Linked DNA regions of Mus musculus: region 1 is linked to region 2. A link is a loop called in an ENCODE intact Hi-C map of the cell type or tissue named here. Cell type or tissue: left cerebral cortex. All regions are shown on one strand. Links, peaks and the distances in the headings refer to the core of each region. The heading gives the core; the rest is flanking DNA.

The links. A loop is a pair of places that touch in the nucleus more often than their neighbours do. Peaks named below come from ENCODE experiments on the same cell type or tissue, not always from the same donor. Only the 100,000 strongest peaks of a DNase experiment are listed, where the experiment ranks them.
Region 1: it touches region 2 in a loop (2.2-fold over the local background); 4 of 42 quality-filtered maps call a loop at or near these places.

Annotation. Positions count from the first base shown.
Region 1 is chr3:85,101,453-85,113,250 of GRCm38, reverse strand. Gm30991 (a long non-coding RNA gene) reads right to left here. Exons shown (of 5, transcript XR_867400.2): 5 at 5,355-6,245. Among named protein-coding and RNA genes, the nearest start is that of Gm31096, 15 kb to the left of the region's middle. In left cerebral cortex, for the core only: no CTCF peak of the experiment used is centred there; DNase peaks (open chromatin) are centred at 2,284, 4,695 and 6,108; H3K27ac peaks cover 2,593 bases.
Region 2 is chr3:85,037,746-85,049,543 of GRCm38, reverse strand. It overlaps Gm30991 (a long non-coding RNA gene), which reads right to left and starts at 404. Exons shown (of 5, transcript XR_867400.2): 1 at 363-404; 2 at 1-258. In left cerebral cortex, for the core only: no CTCF peak of the experiment used is centred there; DNase peaks (open chromatin) are centred at 5,019, 5,560 and 7,199; H3K27ac peaks cover 3,448 bases.

The DNA of each region.
Region 1 (11,798 bases), core at 2,247-10,246, 63 kb before region 2:
GTACTTGTCACAATCTAGACTGATTATTACACATGACCTCCTGGTGTAAACTCCATGAAAGCAGAGATGTTTTTTACAAGTTTTTTGCCTTGACTGCTAATGGAGACCCAGCTCTGAAAACAAAGCTGACACTCAGAAAACACGTGTTGAGTTCTCAGCCTGTGTGTTGTGACCCTGTTGGCATATCAGATAACTCAAATATAAGATATTTACATTGCGATTCGTAACAGTAACAGTAGCAAAATTGCAGTTATGAAGTATCAACCAATTAATTTTATAGTTGGGGTCACTACAACATGAGGAACTGTGTTAAAAGGGTCACAGCATAGGAAGGTTGAGAGCTACTGATCTGGAGCAATGGCTAGCATGACATAGCTCCACACCTGCCTGCCCAGCTCCAGCGTGTTTTAAACTATGAGTTACAACCCATTAATGAGCCAGGAAATCATTTCATGAATGATCTGGGCAAGCACTTTTAAATAGCTTTGATAAAGACCAGAACTAGACAGAATAGACTAGAATAGAACAGAATAGACCAAACCAAAGCCACTTCAACCCAACAAGGGGAAGTGATTTTTCTGGAATGCTTGTTTCAGTAGCCTATGTGTGCTTATGTACAGTCTGGGTGGAGCTGCAACATGTAATTCTGGCTGTAGGCAACAGTCAAGTCTGAAAGGCACGCTCGTGGAAATGCCTTTCCAGTTCCTGTCTTTCCAGTGTGGGAAGAGCGCTCCAGGGACCTCTGAAGTTCGCCCTTCCTAGCTGAGTGCAGGGTCATATATTTGTTTCCTGAATGGTGGTAGGTCCTGGCTGTTTTCGCTGAGAACACTGGCTCCGCTCCTGTGGAAGAGCTGCCTCCAGGAAGTCATGGTTCCCAGCATCCTCTGCTGATGACTTTCTCCCACCATGGTTGAGTCTTAATGTGTTCCTGAAAATACGACAGACAAAAAAAAATGGGATGAGGAATTCTAACTCCTCTTGCTAATCCATCAAATTATGCTAATGAGTCCAAATCCCTAGCTAATATCTTCAGACCAACTAAAAGCTAAGGAACTGCGTTGTCTCCTCCTATTTTGGCTTCTGCCTGTCTCACGATGCTATTGTCTCAGATTAAGCTTCCTGCCACCCGGGTCTTGCTTACTCAAACAGCCAAGCTCTTCCATTCCTCCTATCCTGTATGGGCCTGGGGTCCTGTGGTTAACCTTACTCCAGGAGCTTCAGTTTGCTCAGTAAAATTGCTTCCTGTTTCAGTTGTGCCCCTGGAAAAACCATGCTGGCTCCTCCTGACCTCAGCCCATGTCTTCCCCATCTGCCCTCTTTCTGCAGTGAGCCCATCAATGTAAGTAAACAGCGGTGGCTTGGGACACAGGTATTCTGAAGCTAAAATGCCAGCATCAGACTTCGTCTAGTCATGCAGGTGAGAAAGTTGTTTAAACATGTATCCTGACACACAGTGGATTTGTAATAAATATTAGAATAAAAACAATAATATAAAAAATGTTTGGTCAAGACAATGAGGAAAGAGGTAGAAACCGTTAGAAATGCTCTTCCCGCTGGAGATTGCCGATTATGACTCCTCACAGGCTCTTTCCACCCTCTGGTTTTTTTTGTTTTTTTGTTTGTTTGTTTGTTTGTTTGTTTTAAATCATTCTTTCCCTCAGCAACAGCATCATGAGAGACTTCATGAAATCTAGACATACAGTTCAGTTGACCTCTGGGGACCCTAGGCCAAAGGAGATCAAAGGAGTAAAAGAAGAAACTGGGACCCACCCATGGTGGTTTGCCTTACAGCCTGTCCTGTTGTCCAGGGAGCTCATCAATTATCCAAACCATAACCTGTAGCAGGACCAGCAAGACCACCTCTATGTAAATACCAGGGCCCAGCACAGCTGCAAAAGCACCTCCTGCAGGAGGACCTAATTGAGGACTGCCTGAGAGACCAAGAATTGCTGGAGCAGACAATGCTGGCCAATCGGCAACTGCTGTTTAGAAGAGATGTTTTCTTGGGACCAATGGGGCAAGAGTGGAAGGTATTAAAGGAGCTTGCGGTGTTTCTCACTTGCTACCATAGTCTGTGTTGTTGACTCCGTGCCACCTCACTTCCAACACCCAAGGGCAAGTAGGGTCAGGCAGTGATAGTTCAGGCAGCAATAACCAATTCCTACCCCAGGTGGACAACCAGCTTCCCTGCCTGTGATTCTAAGAGCAAAATCTGTGAGCTCAACTGCCTCTCTGTTTCTAAAAATAAGCAACTGTGCTCACCAGCGTTTCTTTTTCAGCTCCTCTTCCACTCTCTGAGATTCTTCCAATTTCAACCAGTAATGACTGCAGAATCTCATTTGCAAGTTGCCTGGGTACATAATTCATTCACTGCCGCACTCTGCACCCAACTGTGAGCTCACCCATGATGCCCCTTAAAGACTCCCTGGCCCATTGTCATTTACCAATGCCCGTATTCCTAAATGCTGTTCCATTCCACCGTGATTCTTGTTGGAGCAAACAGACAAAAGTACTTACCACAGGACTCTGACTTCTCCATATAAAGAGTCTACCCATTTGCCATCCACTCAAGCCCCGGTTGGCCTCTCCCTCCCCTAATCTTGCCTAAGACCTGTTCTACTATCTTTTTTGTGTTTTGCACGCTCAGCTTCTTTTATACTTTCATCCTCCTGACACTTCTCTTGTAACCATTCCTGGTCTCATGCTTTTTCTCGGATTTTCTGCAGAGGTCTTTGTAAACTGCGCTCATTAAGTCCATCACAGCTTCTTTAAACCCTTTGCAAATTCCCTCCCAGTCTCTCATCCCTTTAAAGAGCTTTGTACTGACAGGGGGTGATGGCTCCTCCCTGGAGCACATAGTAGCCCTGGGTTCTCTCCAGACTTCCTGATAGTTGCCTTCCTTTATCGCTGGCTTACATCATTTGAAACAAATATGAAGCCCACAGTTGTGATTTTCCATTCCTTTTTGTGTTGGGACAGCAGTACACAACCAAAGCGTTGAGTAGCAAACCGACCACAGCCAGAAAAACCACACAGCTACTTAGGAACTCTGTTTTGCCTGTGTAGAAGAATCTTTTGTGTATAGTAAATTATTGCTATTAAATCTTTGTTAACTCTTATTGAGTGCTGGCTTCTGTGCCAAGCAATCACCTAGGCACATAGCATACATAAGGGGTATCATCTCACTTAGTCCCCCAACACCACTTTCCAGTATGATCTATGATAAATTATATTATGAATTTCCATTTTGTAGATGAGGACATTAAGATGTTTAGGACTAATGCAGTGTTTGCATGAAGACAAAACAATGGCTGGAACATGGGACTGGAACATGGGACTGGAACATGGGTACCCCCTTGACCCAGGTCTTGACCCGCTGTGTCCTGTGGAGGTCATCAATCCATGGTCTTCAATGCCACATACATACTGACGTTAAATATCATCTCTGCTGCCTTCTATGACTTAGGACTTATAAATGTTGTCTTGGATTCTATAAATTCCTTAAATGCTTTCATAGTTCTGCCCAAAACCTCTGCTTTCTGTATCTATCTCTATGATGGTTAATGGTACCATCCTGCAGTTTGATTGTTTGTGTATTTGTGAGCTCCTGAATATCGGGGGTTATCATGTCACCTCTGAGGCTGTTATGGGAAGGAAGGAATATGTGAATGCTGTGTATTTATTTGCATTGGCTTTAGAATGCTGAGGAGACACTTAGCTGGAGGCAACAGCACTTCTTGTTGTCTATGGTACTTGAGACTGAACCCAGGACCTTGCACCTGGCAGGTAATCACTGAATCAACCAAGCTCTATCCCCAGCCCAAGGCACCGGTTTCATTCCAAGGACTGCTTCACTGCAGGACTTCCTTTCCCAGTGGGCTGCCTGGTGGAGAGCCATACAACTCTATTGTGCCTACAGTTCCACATTGGGAGATTGTTTCTGCCTCCTGGTTTGTTTCCTTGTTTGTTTTCCTGCCTCCCGAGCCACCTAGACCTCAGTATCAGTCCTCCAAAGAAGAATGATTTCCTGGAACCTAGAACATGATACACAAAGGCCATGAGCAGAAAAGCACCAGGACTTCCCAGAGGATCCCAGAGCTGTCACTGTGCTTTTGACAGAGGTGTGGTTTCCATTAAGGCTGCCCTTGCATAGTAAAAGGAAGGCTTCAGAGCTACTGAGTTAGGCACCTGAGAAGCACTTTTGAGTAAGATGTAGGTTGATAATCTTTGAATCAGACCTTCTTCTTTAAAATTAAAAATCATTATCAAAACAGCTTTTCAGGAAGTAATCTGAAAGGCCTTGTAAAATGTAAGAAATTAAACAAAATGGGGTCAGTTCAATATGTGGTGTGTGTGTGTGTCTGTGGGGGGGGGGGCGGGGGAAGGTCTGTGTCTGTGTGTCTGTGTGTGTCTGTGTCTGTCTGTCTGTGTGTGTCTCTGTGTGTGTATCTGTCTGTCTGTCTGTCTGTCTGTCTCTCTCTCTCTCTCTCTGTGTGTGTGTGTGTGTGTGTGTGTGTGTGTGTGTGTGTGAACCAAACTGGGTTGTACTTATCAGCAAAACACTGAGTCAGGTGAAGAGCCAGCTGCACCCCAAAGTGGCCACTTCTGAAAGCCAGAGCCTGTCTCTAACTTTAGCATGGCTCCTACCCATCACTCTCCTATGTGTATTTCTGACTTCCCAGCTGTCCGCACCCAGGGATGCCATCGTCTAAGTGTGTGTTTTAGCCCTTACTTAGGCAGTTTTTTAAAGGCCTCCCTGGCCTTCCTTGGTCTGAAGACTCTCGGAAACTTAGGGCTGCAATTTCAGCTCCCTCTGCCTCAGTTTCTGAAATTGACTGTAGGTAGGAGAGGTGGGGGAGGAGGAAGTGATGGTTACATGAGCAATGTACTCTGCACTAGTCATGGCTCCATTCCGTACACCGTCCTTCCTTCCTTCCTTTTTCACTGAGATATTTTGAGGACCAATGAGGTAATGTGCTTCAAGTAGCCAGAAAAACCTTAAAGAGAGAGCTAGTGCCCAGGTCACTGGCCTCACTCCCTCCTCAGCCAGGTCTAGATAATCAACCATTCTCACTCAATGCAATAAAAATTTAATTTCTACCCCACTTAGATCACTTAGTTCCCAGCTAAAAGACACAACACTTTTATATCTATAATAAGCCTTATAAGCACTAGAGCTGGGCAGATATCAACCCTCTATGGCTATTCTCTCTACTTCCCTGTCAATAACCCCAAAATATGATTTCCCATGCTCTGCCTGGGACACTCTTACTCCAACTGGCCAGCCCCCATGATCCCTTACCTCATGGTATTTTCCTCTCTCTTCCCCTCTCTGTCTTCCTGGCCTCTGACTCAGACCCCAAGCCCAGGACCAACTTGATTGGCTGTAGGCATCTTTATTGACCAACTAGGGATAACCTAGGGAGAAAGATTACATAGCATCATTTGGTGAAAGTGAAGATTTCTCCTCACTGGGGGCAACCAGAACTTGGGAGGGTGATCCTTCGCATTACAATACACAGCAACTACCTCATCACTCACCTGCCTGTAGATCAAAGGAGTGACTTTAAAATGTAACACTGCAGCAAGTCACACACACACACACACACACACACACACACACAGCTAGTGACCTACCAGTTCCTTTTGAATCCTCAAAGCAAATAAAGACAGCAAATATACAACAATCCTGGGAAAACCCAACAATTGTATATTTAAAAGTAATAAATCGTAAATAAATAGCAACAGATAACCACTGGGTCTGTTTGTGTGCAGGAGGAGAAGGAGTAGGATTTTAGTAAGGAGTGCTCCTCTGCCCGAGGTGGGTGCCTCTGAAGAGTTTATTTGGAACTGTAGAACATAAAAGGAGAAAAGAGCCCGTTCCTCAACAGCCTCCTAGAGATCAGCTTAATTAACTGATCAATTTGGAGTTGGGGCAGGTTAGAAAAATCCATTCAAGTTTCTCTGAGGAAATTGACAAGTGAGTTTGGTGTAAATGGGGTGTGTGTGGGGGGGGGGGGGAGAGCAGATGTTCCCGAGGGGGCGGGTGCTTGGGAAGCTTCCCTTTCCAGGTCTTTGATTGGTTGGTTTTAAGGACCGCCTCCTCTCCAGCTTCCCAGACTAGCACGTTCTAAACATCTCTCCTGTCGAAATCCTTCCTTTCAGAATCTGCAAACGATTTTTGTCTTCTGTTCGTTTGTGTTATGAATTCAGAGACCGACACCAAGCAGCGCGGGCTGTGGGAACTGGGGAAATAACGTTAGAACCACTTAGATTTCTGCTTTTCATTCTACAAATATTGGGGGTAGACTTTAAATATTAGATGGAACCAATGAAATATGGATAAAGAGATAGTCAGACTGTCTTTATGGAATAGAAATTGCAGACCTTTCCCAAGTCATTCTCCTAATTGTGACTTGAATATTGAGGTGGTCCCCACACCCTGTCTTTATGGCTATATTCACTGCAGGTTCCAGGTAGGTAAAGAAGCGAGCCTGGCAGGCTCTGGCTCCGCCCTAGGGTCCTGACAGCTGGAGAGGGTGTTGTGAGAACTCCATTACAAATAATAAAGAATTGAAACTTATCAATGATTTATTATGCAGCCCTTAAACAGACCATCTCAGCATTCTGGCCATATAAGGATACCCTCTGCTCACACGAATTCCAATTTGATTTTACCTTCTTTTCCTTTCTTTCGGACCAGAGATTCGCGGGGCTGAATTAACTCTGCTTTCTAATGCCACGTGCCTGATAGCTAACAAGCCCTTCTTAAATGTTATTGTGTGCTCGTCCATACCCTGACCTCCACCCCCACCTACCTCCACCACCTTCTCTAACCCCTTCACTTCTCTTCATTCAGATATATGACTACCCTTGAATAATAGATGATACTGCTTTTGCTTTGTGTGTGCGTGCCTAATTGACAACCATTCTCATTATCCTTCTTACTTTTCCATGCTTCCTGTCATGTTCAATATAATTATGGTGGCCAAGAACTCTACCTTCCCCCAGTGGTGTTGCTTGGGATCCTGGCCAGAAACACTTCTGCCTGCAGGGACACAGGCCACTGCACAGGAACCCCTTGTACAAATATGCCCTGTGGCTGCCACCTCTCCCGAAGCCCCCAGAGATTTGTAAAATCTGTCTCTGGAGCAGTTGGATGCTGAAGTGCTGTATAGAGTTTTCCACACACAACAGTGCCAGACTCAGTCTCTCTCTCTCTCTCTCTCTCTCTCTCTCTCTCTCTCTCTCTCTCTCTCTCTCTCTCTCTCTCCACATTCTCCTCTGCACTTGATACTTCCTACAATCTTCCATTTGTATCAGTCTGATGATTTTGAAGTGGATCAAAATGTAACTTCAATGTGCAGTTCTCTGATTACCAGGAAAAGAGTGTCTCTTCATATGCTTATCAGCAGTTGGGTTTCTTCTTCTGTGAACTGCCTCCCCGTTTGCCCTGTTTTCCGGGGAGCTCCCTACCTTTCTCTCCACAGTCCATGGGAGTCCCTGGAAGCCTCCAGTCCTTATTGATTTCAAGCCCAACAAACATCTTCTCTAACTCTGTCTGTCAGGTAGGTTAACTCTTCCGAACTGAAATCTCTAATTTTGACTGTATGTAGCCAGTAATTTTTCTTTTAAAGGTTTCTATTGTTTGGGTCTCAGATAGGAAATTGCTCCAAGCTCCACAGTCACAAAGACTACACCCCTTCTATATGGCTCCTGTCTTTCTCTGTCATACACAGGGTCATTAGTCCATTGGGAATTCAGTTTTGTCCTAATTCAGAGGTAGGAATAAATGGTTTTTTTTTTCCAGAGTGAGTCATTTTGTTCAACACTAATCTGTTCAGCCATGTCAAACCTTTCCACACTACAACGCAACAATTTCATCTACAAAGCTCACACTTGAGAACCACACAATTGAATCTCTCTCTCTCTCTGTCTCTCTCTCTCTCTCTCTCTCTGTCTCTCTCTCTGTTAGTCTCCATCTCCCTCTCCTCTCCCTCCCCCCTCTCCCTCTCACTTGCACACTAAACAACTAATTTAGTGTTTACACAAATGGAAACAAACTTATAAAGCGGTCAATGATGTTAGTTATGATTCACATTATTGTTATAGTGTTATTTCATATCTTCCTATTTATAGTGTTATTTCATATCTTCATATTTATACAGAAAAGTTTCCATAAAGTTATAACCTAAAATCTTAATAATATTTCTCTCTAGAAGACAGGAGTATGGATTTTCCTCCTTCTTTTTGCCGATTTGTGTTTTTTTTTTTCTAAATTTTCCATCCATGAAAATGCATTGATCTCCTAATAAGTAGTAACAAGTTATTTTTTAATTTGTGGGGAGACGATTTTTGGGGTGGGTGTGGAGGTTAGCATCCCTACAATCGAGAGTGACCCACACGTATACTACAGCCTGGAGTATACATAAGCCGTCGGGAGGCACGGGGCAGAGTAGCACTCTGTGCTTTGTGTCTTGGTGAAGGACTCATCTGGGCGCACACAGGATGCAGGCCTGTGAGGGCTCAGGAACAAACACTCACTAGAGTCTTGCAAGGCGCTGGGTAATTTCCCATCCATTAACAACATCTGCAGTCCTGCTGAGCAGGCCAGCGCTGGGGTCATTAGAGACCTGCCTCGAAGACAGATGAGGACCTGGGAGACAGAGAGCATGCTTACCCAGTGGGGTAGCACCCAGAGCCCTGCCAGATAGGACCCTACCCCATCTTGCAGAAGAGAAGAGCCAAACTGACCCCTGGGCAGATTCTGAAACTGCAGTTGTAGGGGCATCAAGGGGCTGGTGTATAAAATGAGCCCGGGTGTGAAGTGGACCACATTAACCTCCTACAGGGGAATGTTTTTAAGTGTCCTGCACTCTGGGGAGTAGGCTCACGGAAAGATCAGGCCAAAGGACTGTGCATTCTACTGCATTGTTACCCAGTGTCACCAGTAGTGGTGACATACTGTGAAGAGGTTTTCGATCACCAGAAATAAGCAGTGCTTGTTAGAAGAGTCCATGGTTCCTCCAGACAAGCAGCCCGTGAGCAGACTTTCTGCCTTTCCTTGACGCTAAACCACATCAGGAAGTTCAGCTCTTTAGTCAGGGTAACTAATATGTCTCATCTCAAGTGTCACTAAGAAGTACAAATGTTAAAATAAAGATTTCCATCTAGATAAGCCTCAGACAAGCTCCTGTCTAGGAGACAACCCCCCTGCACCCCCAAAGGGATCCCACAGAGACTCCCTATAGTGGCTCTGAAGAACTTGCCCTGGTCACCTCCCCTCTTTGACTCATCCATCCAACTATTGCTCAAATGAGAGTCTAGGTAAATTGTGTTCTGAGAACATAAAGAGGGAACAGATGTAAAATGTGAGGGAGAGGCCAAGAGAGCTAGAAGATGAAGCAAGGGGACTGACTGGCCTGGAATGGTGTGACATGGAGACGGGGGAGTGGGCAAGGCTGTGGCACTAATGAAAAAGCTCCCGTTCACTCTCCTAGAAAGCAATCTCTCAAAGGGGAAATTGTCTGATATTAGCAATGTGCTGGTTTTCAAATTGGATGGTAGATGTGCTGGTGTCCATTTTCGCATTAGGCTTTAACACGCCTAATGTGAAGTTCGTTCTTCCTCAGTGTATTGTAGATGGCATAACTTAACAGATAAAATTGTTTGGGTAAAGCGGGATCAGCTCAGGCTTGAGCTCTCTGAACTTGGCCATGTCCTGTCAAAGACGCCCACAAGTGAGTGTATTCAGACACAGGACTATGGAAAGCCTTAGAACTTGGAAGCATCATATAACCAAAGAGTGAGAGCTAAAATCTAGACTGGAGTATTGGATCAGGATTCCTTGTCCTGGCATAATCAGCTGGGTAACTCTCCTTCATAAAACTAGATGTCTCTCTAGAGAAACTGAGTTTAGAAAGGTTACCCATTATTCCAGAAGGCATTCTTAGCTGCATATAAAGTTTGAGGCCAACTTGTACACATGAGACATGTGATATAAAGAAAAGATGAGTGAGGTCAGGGGTGGCAAAGAGGAGGCTGTGGCCTTGCAATACCAGACCTGACAACATGCTAGATCTTATGAGATACCTGGTCCACCAACATTCACACCCTAACTCACGGAGAGACCGGGAGTTTGGTTTCTAGAGAAATGGGCTGGCTGTCTCCTGATACACTAAGGACCTTTATTTTAGGGGGTTCCCCAATGAAGCCAGCAAGCACCTACTTCTTGTCTTTTGGAAAATGAAGTTGACCTTTTCATAAGCCCTGCTTCTCCACCTAGAGTCTCCAGATATCTATCTGATATCCTCATCTTAAATGTAAGCTTAGAGCCAGGAGTCAACAGACACTTAAAGTTCCCAGTAAGAAAGTCATGCACTAGAATAAACAGATGCAGGGGGAAGGAAGGGAATTAGGAACCAGACAAGACAGAAGAAAATCAGACCGATGAGCTACACTTAGTACTGATGAGGACATGGTGCATTGTGAAATAAGAGACTCTACATCCAACAGAAGAACTGGCTTTTCAAAATTTAAAACAAAGCGAACACTTAAACATTCAGTAAGAGGTATTTATTATATGACAAAGTTAAGGCCTCTTCCAAGATATAAATTAAAAACAATGGAAAATTACAGAGGAAAGATAAGGAGATATGACCAATAATGAAGATGTTCAAAATACAAACAACTGATATTTCAAAAGAGCCCCAAAGTCGAGGAGGGAGAGATTATTGAAGAGATCATTTAAATTCCCCAAATTTGTTTATTCTGATGTATGGCCTTCTTGTGGGAAGGGAAAAGGGGAGAAGGAGAGGGGAAGGAAGGAGAGGGGTGGGAAGAGAAGTAGAGGGGAGGGAAGGAGGGGAGGAGAAGAGGAAAGAGAGAGGGAGAGAGGAGGGAGGGAACACCAGGCTGGCAGGGAGGCAGGCCAGCCATCTTGTTTAGGAATTTGGAGGTGACAACTGAAAGTGGGAAAACACCCCAAACACTTGCAAGTGTTCACCTTGAGATGATGAAAATGGAGTATACATGGGGAAAATACAGCAGTTTTTATCATTTGACATATTACTATTTAATATTTAAAATCTATATTTACATTTTATTTCATGTTTTTAAGTTAAAATATCAAGACAAATCTAAAACACCCTCAACTCTAGGCCATGTTTTAACGTTAGGCATAGTTTTCTTTTCTATATCCAGAGTCATGAAGCACATTAGGGAAGATGAGAGAGACAATAAAGAAATAGACAAAAAAAGACGTTACCCAGAGCCCCACAACTCTTTACAACCATCCTAACCATTCTACGCATTTCCTTCCAGTGTCTCCATCACAAGCAAGAAGGTAGATAGGTGTAATTAGCATAATGAACATTATATGTCATCACACAATGTTTGCACCCTGAATTTCTAAGTATTATCTAAGCTTATCTCCCCAGGGTGCTAACCTGTGGGACCTATCTTAGATGAAGGGTCAGGTCCAGCGCGCACACACACACACACACACACACACACACACACACACACACACGAGAAGATTCATTCTGAGAAGTTGGTTCCTGCGTTTTTGGAGAGCTGAAAAGCCCCGTGCTCTACCATCTGCATGCTGGGACCATAGTTGAGCCTGAGATTCTTAGAGCCAGGGATTGGTACATAAACTCAGGTCTGCAGGGAGAACATGCATGGCCTGACCCAAGCAGGGGTCCAGGAAGCTGAAGAGCTAAGAGCTTAGACCGTGCCACCTTCTTCTGCCTTTTTGTTCTTGTAGGGCTCTCTGTAGGTTGGAGGATGTCCATCCA
Region 2 (11,798 bases), core at 1,614-9,613:
GTGTGTCCCTCCCTCACGCAGAGCTGCCGGAGCCTCGTGTGTGGGGTCCACACGGGACTGGCTCATCTTCACAGCCTCTTCGTTGAACAGGCTGCCTAGAGTGTAGCTGATGCTTTTGTTGACTCAAAAAATGCAATTATCAATTAAAAAGGGACTGTGTCTTCTGAAGCCAAATATGAGTGCTCATGACCCAAGAAGACAATTTAGATTACTCCAGATTCCATGGTCTATCATGATAACAGGCCAGGGAGGGGTTTACTGTAACAAAACAAGAAAGTCGTATTTTTAAAAACCCATTACTAAATACAGTGGCAGAAACATCAGGTAGGTGGCTTACAACAAAGGAGGGAAATCTCATGGACCTTGGATGACGTCTGGGGACATTTTTAGCCTTTTAGCTGGTGGAATACAGGATTCTGTTTCAACGTTCCAAATGATTTACGTAATGAATAGTCACCAAGATGTTAGGTCACATACTGAGCAGGCCAATGAATGGCTATTAATGGAGGCTAAAGACGAGTCCAAGATAATTTGACCCAACGTTTGCAATATCTCCACTTCTACTCAATACTGAAGGTCTCACCAGTCAATCAGCCTTGCAGAAGGCTCAGTGGAAGGTGCGGTTCTTCTTCCCAGGAACTTCTGTTCAGGCTTTATAAGAAGAAAAAAATGCTTAGCTGATAAACTAGATAATGAATAAATGTAAAACTGAAGATTCGGAAATTTTCAATGAAGAACTGGTGAATGAATAAACACAACTGCCATTGGCTCAGGAAGGTCACATGACCCAGGACTCAGCTGCCATTGGTTCAGAAAGGTCATAGGAACCAGGACTCAGCTTGGTCGAGGGATGCACTAGGGAGCATGTGTTCCAGGTGAGCAGTACTTGGCGGCACCACTTTATGTTGTTTCCTGTTATGTCATCCATGCCTACCCGCCCCCATGAGTGACACTGCTAGAAACTCTCCTGGACCCCTACTTCTCCCATTGTGTCTCTTATTTCTAGTACCAGAAAACCCTGTTTACCTCTTTCCAAGACATATTAAATTCTATCAGATACATAAAATCTGATAGAGTTTGTCACCAACAAGCTATCATAAAAGGAACTTTAAAAGATATACTTTGGAGACTGATAACATAGCTCAATTGGTAGAGTGCTTGACTCACATGCACAACACCCTGGGTTTCATCCCCAGCACGAAATAAAACAGGTGTGGCAGTTCACAGCTATAGTCCCAGCTTGTGGGAAGTAGATGCAGGAGGTCAGAAATGTAAGGTCTTTCCTGGTTACCGTTTGAGCCCAGGTTGGACTCTGTTATGGATTGAATGAGAATAGCTCCTATGGGCTAATATATCTGAATATTTGACTCCTGGTTGGTAGACTATTTAATTCTTATTAGGATGTTGGCCTTATTAGAGGAGATGTGCCCTTGAGGGTGGGATTGAGATTTCAAAAGACCATACCAGGCCCACTCTCCTCTACCTCTCTGTCTTTCTGTCTCCTGTCTGCAGTTGATGACGTAAGCTCTCAGCTACAGCTCTAGTGCGCAATACCTTCCTGCCCACAGCCCTGCTTCCCACCATGACAGCTGTATACTAACACTCTGAAACTGTAAGCAAGCCCCAAGTTAGATGTTTCCTTCTGCCACTTGCTTTGGTCATGGTGTCTCTTCACAGCAATAGAACAGTAACTAAGACAGACCTTTTCCCAAAAATTTAAATTAAAAAAAATGTAAAGGATATACTTTGGGGAGGAAGAGAGAATTGTCCCAGAAAGAAAAGTTAATATGATAAAGAAACAAACAACAGCATCAAAAAGAATGAAGTTCTAGGGATAAATTTGATCAAGGAAATGAAGGCCTTTACACTGAAGACTATAAAACATTAATGAGATCAACTGAAGGCATAAACAGGAAGCTATTGCAGATGCTGAGACTGAAAGAAGTAATGCTGTGGTCCCTATCAAAATCCCAATGAAGTTCTGCAAGATAGAAAAAAACAAACAAACAAACAAACAAACAAACAAAAAAAAAAAACAAGCCAAAACCACAAAAGAACTCACGTGAAAGGAGCCCTGGTAGTTGGAAGTGACAGCATGCAGAAAAAGGAAAGCTGAAGGTATCACGATTCTTGGCTTCAAAATATATTACAAAGCTATAGTAATCAAAATTATATGCGACTATCAAAGAAAAATGGACCAGTGGAACCAACTAGAAATTCCAGAAGCAAACAGTTCATACACAGTCAACTAGCTTTCAATAAAGTCACCAAAAATTACAGAGGTAGAGAGCTCTAGTGATTTCATCTGATATATAGCTGTTCTTCATCAGGGTGATATCCACTGTGGCAACTGTATGGACCTGCCTCAAAATTTGTAAAGCATGATTGCCATGGAATCCAGCAACCCCACTACTAAGTGCACGCTGAAAGGAGAGTTGCTGTCTCCCAGGTCCACTCCAGGATTATTCGGTCAATGAACAATCTTACAAAGGATGAATATAGTACAAGCAGAGCTATATTGGCCTGTGTTGTGGGACAAGTGGAATTGTATCACCAGACAAAAACTGGGAAGGTTGAGTGGATTCAGAAACCCCAGTGAATCCTCATAACTGAGAATGGTAGGCGTTTCAACTACTCCTGAGCCAGTCCTGTCCTAGAGCATGTGACCACAACACCCCACATGGGGATCTTGACAGCTAGATAGCATAGAACACAGAGTTCTCCATGCTAATTAAATATCTAGATGGGCCCTGAGGGTTTATCCAATAAGCCTCCCTTCTCAGACATTCCTTCCTGCAAAAGGTATTTGACCTCTGGTCCACTCTGAGTAAGTCGAATTACCCATTTTCCACAATGAACAATGAATAAACAGTTTGGACAAGCAAAGACTATCTCTGTCATCAAGAACTGCCATAGAGGGAAGCCTTCATCATACAGACCCGAGCTGCCTAAGTCTCCATCATACAGAAACTAAGCTGCAGAAGGCTCCTCTGCCCTCTGGACTCAGACACTCAGTTGAGCTAAGCTGGAATCCGTGTGGTTTGGGAACCCCTGCCTCCTCGGCCTCAGCCTGCTCTGCCATCCTTTCTCCCCCGCCTCCCCGGGCTGGGGCCCCCATCTTAGGCTATACTCCACTACTTCTCACCCCCATGGCAATGGTGGTGAGGACAGAATGTACCCCAGCACTGGTTTAGTCTGCCCAAGAGCTTTTCATACACCCAGCAGAGAGGCAGAAAGCAGAACCACACTATGAGTGAGCTTTTATGCCAGGAACACAGCCATTTTCACTACTGCTGTTCTGGAATGGCTGCTTCCAGCCTCCCCCACCCCCACCCCCAGTGAATGGTAGAAAGTTATTCATCCTTGAAAAAGAGGAATGCAAGGGCTGAGGAGGTGTTTCTGTGACTGAAATGATTGCCGTGCAAGCATGACATGAACTCCGATCCCCATAGCTCACTCAGAGCCTGGTGCAGCAGTCAGACACTTATGGACTCTCCATGCTGCTTTGTCAAGATGGCATGTGGAAACAAAAGGATGCTGGAGCCCACAGGCCAGCTACCCTGGCCTGTACAACACAAACAGTAAAAGACCCTGTCAAACAAGGAGCAAGGTAAGGCAAAGCCAACACCTGAGTGGACACCCTCGTTCTACAAACACATATACATTAAGATTGTGTGGGTGTGTATGTGTGTGTGTGTATGTGTGTATATGAAATCCTTGCAACTTGTGAAAATATGAACGAGACTGAAGGGCATAATAACGTTGTGTGATAAAAGCCAGTCTCCACAATACAAACATTACCTGCTTCACACCCATGCAGCGTCTAAAACAATTGAACTCACAGGAACTCATAGAGAAGAGTAGTTATAAGCGCTCTGGAGCTGGGACCCATAAAGCTGTTGGTCACAGGGCACACATTTGTAACCCTCCTGCCTGGTGTTTCTGCCATTGTATTTTAAAACTGTCTTTATGGCCTTCACATTCTCTTACCGTGAACCCTTCATCAGATGCTTACTTGCCATGATAGACCATGGAATTTGAAGTAATCTAAATTGTCTTCCTGGGTCACGGTGCCTCATATTTAGCTTCAGAATAAACTGTCTCTTTGAGTTGGGAATTGTGTTTTTGAATCAACAAACACATCTATATGCCAGGCAACGTGTTAGGTGAGCAGACTGTAAAACCAAACAAACTCTGCATGGACTCCATCCAAGAGGCCATAGCTCCTCTATCGGGGAGCTGATGTTTAAATAATGTTAATATTTAACATGAATGGTAATGTTAATTATTATGATTGTTAGTTTATAATAATCATGACGCATTTCACTGACTGGGGGGAAATAACTTGGATCTTGTATAAACTCGTAAAGAAGCATCAAATATATAAACCAAATCTGGCAGAATTACAAGGGAGGATTGACAACTTGTTTTGTTTTCTTCAGAGTAGTAGAAGGCTTGACATGTTTATGTGAAACTTATACATCAAAGAGATTAAAACTTACAAAGGACACAGAGAATCTGACAGTGCAATGACACCTTGGTATTTTTGCTTCTGTTTTTAGACAGGGCGTCTCTATGTATCCCAGGCTGGCCTGGAACTCACTGTGTACCCCAGATTCCTACCCAAATCTCAAGCATCCCAAGTGCTGAAATTACAGTGTGTGCCCAATTTCCCATTGATCATTGTCAGAGGTGCAGCAACTGTCACCCATGCATAAAGATAGCAGTACAGGAGTCCTTCAAATCAAAGCAGGGAACAGCATCAGTGATGTTTTCTTGTCTTCTTGGAATTTTGCCTCAAATTGGATTTTCTTGTCTCTCTTTTTATGGGAAAGGTTCCTACCACATTCTGTCCACTGGAAAGTGAGATACTGCATAGGGCCAAAAAGATACATATATTTCTAACAGCTATACCAAATAATTTAGAGGAACAAAAATTTCCCTGGAGCCAATTCTAAACAGCACTATAAAACCAAGAGCCTCCAGAATGTCCCCAATGTCCCCAGATTCACAGTGACAGAACCCTATGGTACAATGCAAACTGGCAGGAAGCAGAGTGTGGAGAGCTAAGGAAAGCATGTTCTCTTTGTTGGTGGTGATATCACACACACACACACACACACACACACACAGAGAGAGAGAGAGAGAGAGAGAGAGAGAGAGAGAGAGAGAGAGAGAGAGAGAGAGAGAGAGAACCAAAGGGGTGGGAGTCAGGTCATTCCAGATAGGCTCTGTCTTTAGTACCTGACTGCCCCCAGTCAGCAGTTGGTTTCAGGTAAGTTACATTCTATGTTTCTCACCCCCAGGCTGTCTAACTCCCCCAACCCTGTTTCTTTGCAAAGAAAACTGCTAGTTATTTCTCACTTGCAGGGTTGAGTTTTGAGGACATGGATCAGTAGGTGGATTTTAAATCGGATCTACATCCTGGCACTTCTTTATCCTGAAATATAACAGTTGCTGTCCTTTATTTATTGGACTTCCTGACTATGTAAGACATTTTAATTACAGTGCCATCATAGACTATGTTAGATATGGCTCTTCTTCTGGTTAAAAATAGTGTGTGCAATGCGGCTGGCTTCAGAGATGCTGCATCTGGGCAGATGACACTGTCAGGGGGATGTGAACCAGGGAAAAGAAATACATCTGCTGATCATTGCAACCCACTGTATAACCCTTATAGCTGCACTGCTCAAGTCAAGACAGTAGAGGTGAGTCACACGGTCTCCCTGAGGCTTCGGAAAATGAGCGTGTTTAACCAAGGATTCGCACATAAGGCTGTGCGCCATGCAGAGGCTTCTGCAAACACCTGAATTGCGAAGAAGCTTGAGACTGCAGAAAGCATGAGTTTGAGCAGAAGTCTGGCCTCGGCTTGTTCCAGGAACTGCCTCTCCCCAAAACTGTCCTGTTATTCCTTCACTGCCATTGGTTGGGCTCAGTTCCTAGAGAAACTTATTAGATGACCAACCTTAAAACACTAGCAATTTCCAGAATCTGGAGAGTTCGTGTTCTGCCCATATGTGTGTCTCTTTATAGGCGTGCTTTAGGGCACATTCAAGATGCTTGGATCATGTTCAAACCTGATTGATAAAGCTCTGAAGAGAAAACACTATCTGTCTTTTTCCTTTTGAGATTAAATTAAGAGTGGCCTTTAAAATACCTGCTTTACAGACCAGCACTACCAACTTTGTATTTTCCCTTTTCAATAGTGGATTGCCTTTAGCTAGTCTCTAGTATTAATTCAGATATAAAACCTCTACCCTGGAAGACACCAGGAGGACTACTCTTTAAAACAGCATCCATGACAGATTTCTTTCTAGATTAGGCAAAAAAAAAAAAAAAAAAAAAAAAAGAAAGAAAAAAAAAAGAAAAAAATACTAAATGTTTACTATAAAAATATTGTTGAAAACAGAAAATTAGGAACAATAAATATGCCACCCACAGTCTTTCGATTTCTGTCTTCTTATCTGGGCATTAACAATTAAGATTAAATCATATGTATGCATTTGTGCATATGAAACAGCCTAAAATTTTTCATTGTGTATGGTAGCCATTTTCATACTATTAAATATTGCCTGGTATGCACCTTTTCATAGCTGTATACTACTGCATCACATGAATGCACATTAATGTTTAGGGCAGACCCTAAGTACATGTTAGTCTGCTATAAACGCCCACCATGATGAGCTCCCTCTCCACAAACCCAATAGCAACAGGACCAACCCACAATGGATGAATGAAATGTCTTAAATTATCCATTAGTATAAATCACCAAATTATAATTGCCTTTGTATGAAGAACCAACTTTGCATTCTTGTCTATGTGTATTAATTATTTAATATCCCACTGAGTTCAGTTTTCCAGAACTTCATTTTATTTACAGTGTCTACATCTGTGGATGGGCTGTTCCTAAAGCCCACAGGGAATGCTGCACACAAAATGACTGAGTTCCACATCAAGGAGAGAGCCGACTCAGGGAAGGCGATCTAATCCAATGGCCTTAGATCCTACAGGGAAGCAGTCTCAGTACCACGTGTATTAATACCGTGATTGACGCAGGTCCTCTGAAGAATGCAAAACCAAAGTTATCCGATTGGCATTGGGATTAGGACAACTGTTCCATTATTGTATGTAAACTCCTGCTATAAATAACCTGACAGTATCCATCTGCATGGGATGCAGGGAAGGAGGAAACATGCAAAGTGAAGACCAAAATAGACCTGGGATCCATCTGGTGTACTCTTTCCATGGAGCCCCAAACAGATGGTCCAAATTCCCAAGATATACCTGCCTAATGCCATGGGGGGGGGCAGTATAGAGGGGCTGGGGCAGGATTCCTTTCAGCAAGTGGCCAGTCCAAAGAGAAAAAAAGGAAAAGAAGGAAAGAAAAGAAAATCCAGTCACTAGTTTCTTGAACATCTGACATGTTCCAGACACTGTTCTGGAACCCAAGAATCCAATCATAAAGATGAAAGACAAGTTCATGATCTAGAGGAAGCTATTAATTTCCCTTCCCATTTTGCCAGTTTTTCTTCCTCCCTGACCTCCTAGCTTTTCTCTGACCCCTAGTCACATTGCTCAGACAGAGTGGCCTGCCTTTCCCTGTATTGGGACTTGAGTCAATGTCCTCAAAGGCCCAGTTATTGAAAGTCTGGCCATGTCATTACTGATGTGAGATTTTAGCCTTGACTGTGGTGGTGTCATATTGGATGGAGAACAAGTCTGGTGGTGTGGGACAGTTGCCAGTACTTGCTCATGGATTGTGCCACCTTTGAAACCTGTCGAAGAGTGTGACCCTAGTAGATACTACAGAGTTTTAAGCACTATAGTGACGTGGTCTGTCCTGAACGAAACTTTATACTTGAACACAGACACTGCAAGTGGACGTTAGCGCACATGCTCTGTGGTGTGCAGAAGCCCGGCTGGAGGCTAGCTGGTCAGGACAGCGAGGGTCAGTGGAGCAGCTGTCTGACGGTGGGTTCTGATACGCTAGAGTTACAGACTGAAACATGGGGCAGTCAGCATCAGCAGCCTTAAGGTGGTTGTGACCTTCCTGTGCTTGGGAATCTTAGTGGTTTCCTTTCCTTGTCATGGGTAGTGTGGGAGCCCCGGAGTGAGTGAGGAAGCTAAAACTTGGGGTGAAAGGAAAGCCCCACAGCTTATGTCCTGGTGTCTCCCCATCCGAAGGGCCGAGTCACTCTGGGTACCATGCTCAGGTCTCATGTTTGTGTTTTTAGGAAAAAAAAAATCCTGCTAATAAATAGGGGATCCTTTGCAAAACAAAGAAAAAGAAAAAAGAAAAGAAAGTAGCTGAACTAGTATGGGAGACATCCAGCAGGAGGAAGTTATGTCACTGGGGGTGTGTCCTTGAAGGTCATGTTGGACCCAATTGAGAAGAAGTTAAGTTTTGGGGGGTTCCTTGAGGGGCATGTTGAAGCCCAGGTCCTGCCTCTTTCCTTCTTAGCTTTACTCTACCATGTGGCCCTCACCACAAGGCCCAAAGCAAGTGATCCAACCAGCAGGGAACAGAAACCCCTGAAACCCTGAGCTGAAATAAACTCTTCTTATAAGTTAGTAGGTTCAGACTGTGTGTCACTGACACAAAGCCTTCCTTATAAGTTAGTAGGTTCAGACTGTGTGTCACTGACACAAAGCCTTCCTTATAAGTTAGTAGGTTCAGACTGTGTGTCACTGACACAAAGCCTTCCTGACACACACTTCTTTTTCTAGGCCAGTCTACAACCTGACTGGTCAAATTTCACTAGTCTGCAGGTGTCTTCAGCTTGGTTCTTCATCCATTACACTTACTGGTCAATTTTAGAAGTCACAGCTATGACCTTTTCATCTCTGAACCCCCTGAGCACCTCCAGGGTCCTCAAACCATGTGCAGTGCTCAGCAGCAGCCAGTGAAAGATTTCAGCCTCTCGGAAGAGGCCCATCGTGTCTGGAACACTCTAGAAATTGGCATTGTTTTCTCTCCCAAATCCCTTCCCAGAAGGTTAGAAAATCTAATAAAACGCTCTTTGGGAGGTCTAGGCAAGGATAGAATGTGTCACCTCAGGTGTTAGGTGGGCACTGCAGTATCCAGGCAGTGCATTAAACTCACAAGGGCTCTTTCCTTCTCGTGACTCTCGTTGGCAGGTATGGAGATGTATAAAGACAGACAGATGGAAATATAGAGAAGAGCTAGAAGATAGAGATGGATGGATGATAGAGGAAGTGAAAACTGGCAGGGAACACCATGCATTATGGTGAAGAGATGAAGGATGAGAAAGCAAGACTGATTGTAGCTCAAAGAACCAACGCATGAAGTGATGCCCAGAGGGGGAGGCTTCAGGGGATTCGGCCATTAGCACTCTCCTTAGGTGTTGGCAGGGTTGAAAGGGTTTTGGTTTTGTTCTTGTTTCTTTAATTATTAATTTTATAAACACTTAAAACTTAAAAGAATTGTATTACATTTGTTTATTTATTCTGTATGTTTGTATGTATGCCTGGATGCCACAGTGGATATGTATGGGTCAGAGGGAAACTTGGCTAGAATCACTCTCCCTCCTTCCACCATGGTGGTTCAAGAAATCCAAAGGAGGTCATCAGGCATGGGGGCAAATGTCTTCACCCACTGAGCCATCTCCAAGCCTTTTATTTATTTATTTTTTTAAAAAGCAGGGATTCCTCACTTTTGGTGCTTGTGACAAGAGAGGCTAACGAAGGGTGCATGGTCCATACGTGCTTTTGACTAAGGCAAATGTAGACATATTCCCACATGCACAGAGATTTGAGTCACAGATACAGCAGACAGGTGGCATGGGTCATGCATTTCCACTGAGTTCCAGCTCTGGGTGTGTCTTAAGCATATGCAACAACAACAGTAATGTATTGTAGATGTGTAGGATTCCTGCTGAAATCAAGCAAGTCAGCGCCTTATGGCAGCTGGAAACCTGCGGTTCTCGGAAGAAAGGTTTGGAGAACCGAGACTTGAAAGGCGGAGACGTGCCTATGTTCTGCCCTGCAGGTGCTGTAGTTTTCCAAAGGACACTGGAGTGAAGAAGAAGCCACCACCTGCCCTGTGAGCAGGTAAACAAAGAGAAGACAGAGCAAAGACCTGGTCCAGCATCTCTGGGCTGCATGGCCAGTGTGACTCATGAAGAAACAAGACTGGTAACGGAGAACAAATCTGACTCTGAGTGTGGTCCTAATCCAACACTGCTGTCAGTGCCAAGGATAAAAATCAAAAAGAAAAGTTACCTGCTTCCCAAACTGCAAGAAATAGCTAGTTGTTTGTCTTCTTGTAAAAATGCCAGATATGGGATTGGCTTTTCTGTTTTCACTTTCCATGAAATTCATCTCCAGATATTCAGTGCTGTATAGGGTAGGCTAAAGAGATAGGAAAGTGTGGACTAACAACTGTACTCAACATCCCTCTGGTAATGTTTGCTCCAAAAAAACTCTAGCCAGTCTCTGGATCCATGGAAAGTTCTTCCTTTAGCGGTTGAGTCTCCCTTAATTCCATCTTCCCTGTCCATGGGATTAATAGGCACCATGTGTTGGTATCCAAAGAATAAGGCACCAAATGAGAGATGGGCACAAAACAAGTATTAAATGTGATCCAGTGGCGACATGTACAGAAGACATCAGACTCCATTTCCATCCACACCCTCATGAAAGTGATTTGAATGGCCTTATTGTGGAGCATCACCACAAGTGTCAGTCCCGCTATTTCACCTCAAGATTAACAAGGCTTTCTGAAAGTTGCCTGCACTCACCTGTCAAAATGACAGCTATGGTGGGAAGTCTGTGATGTCAGACCCGGGTCCCTCAGCTCTGCAAAGACTGAAGTCCCGTGTCAGGTCTAAATATATCCTTAAAGAAAATGGCTCAGCTCTTTCTTTGGCAAGGAGCTGTTGGCTGGCTTCTTAATCCACATAGGGGTGTGTATAGATCATAGCGATGCAGTCTTTTCTCACTCTGAGACGAGCCTGCCAGCCGTGTGATTCTGTGAACACAAGCATGAAGGAAGGATCTGATCTATGGCCTGTGGTCTGTTCCACATGACTGTTTGAGTGACTGTCCCGGGAGCTTCAGCGGCTGGGTCTCTGTGGAGAATATAGAGCCAGATGAGGCAGATAGGAATGTGTGGTTTTCCATCAGTTCTCAGCTGATGCAGGTAGCTCCTGCCCATGGAACATATGTCTTATGAGGATAGCAAACGCAGACCCGGAGCTAAGTGTATTCCTTACAGTGTCTCATTCCTCACGAGGTCGTCCAAGGAGGTAGGTGCTTCTATTTCCATTTGTGTAGATGGGAGAAACCTAACCCTGGGTGGGGAAGGGGTGACTACATGCCTTGGTCAAAGTTACCCAGAGAGTAGATGTGATTGCAAGGATCTAAGCCTGGCATTCCAGATCCTATTTTTCCTATTATGTCCTCTGCACAGTCCCAGCCACACCAGGCTTCTGAAGCTTTCGTTGGTGAGAAGGAGCAACCTACTGATATGTAGGTTGGGACTAGCACACAAGGATGGCTGGAGGACAGCAAACAGGAAAGGTATCAGCCAGTGGTAGCCTATGCTGATCTCAGTTCAGCTCTCTCCTGCATCCAAGTCCAGATCCAAACCCAGGAGAGTCATAGTTCTCTGTGAACAAGAGATCATCAAGTCTCTATAACAAGGTCTGCCCCAGATAAACACAATGAAAACAGAAGTCCCCCAAGTGTGGGGAAAGGAGTGTGTGGGAATAAGATAGGAGGGTGTCAGCTTCCTCAAGAGAGGTGGAGGGAAGCAATCCTCCCTCGACACCTCTCTT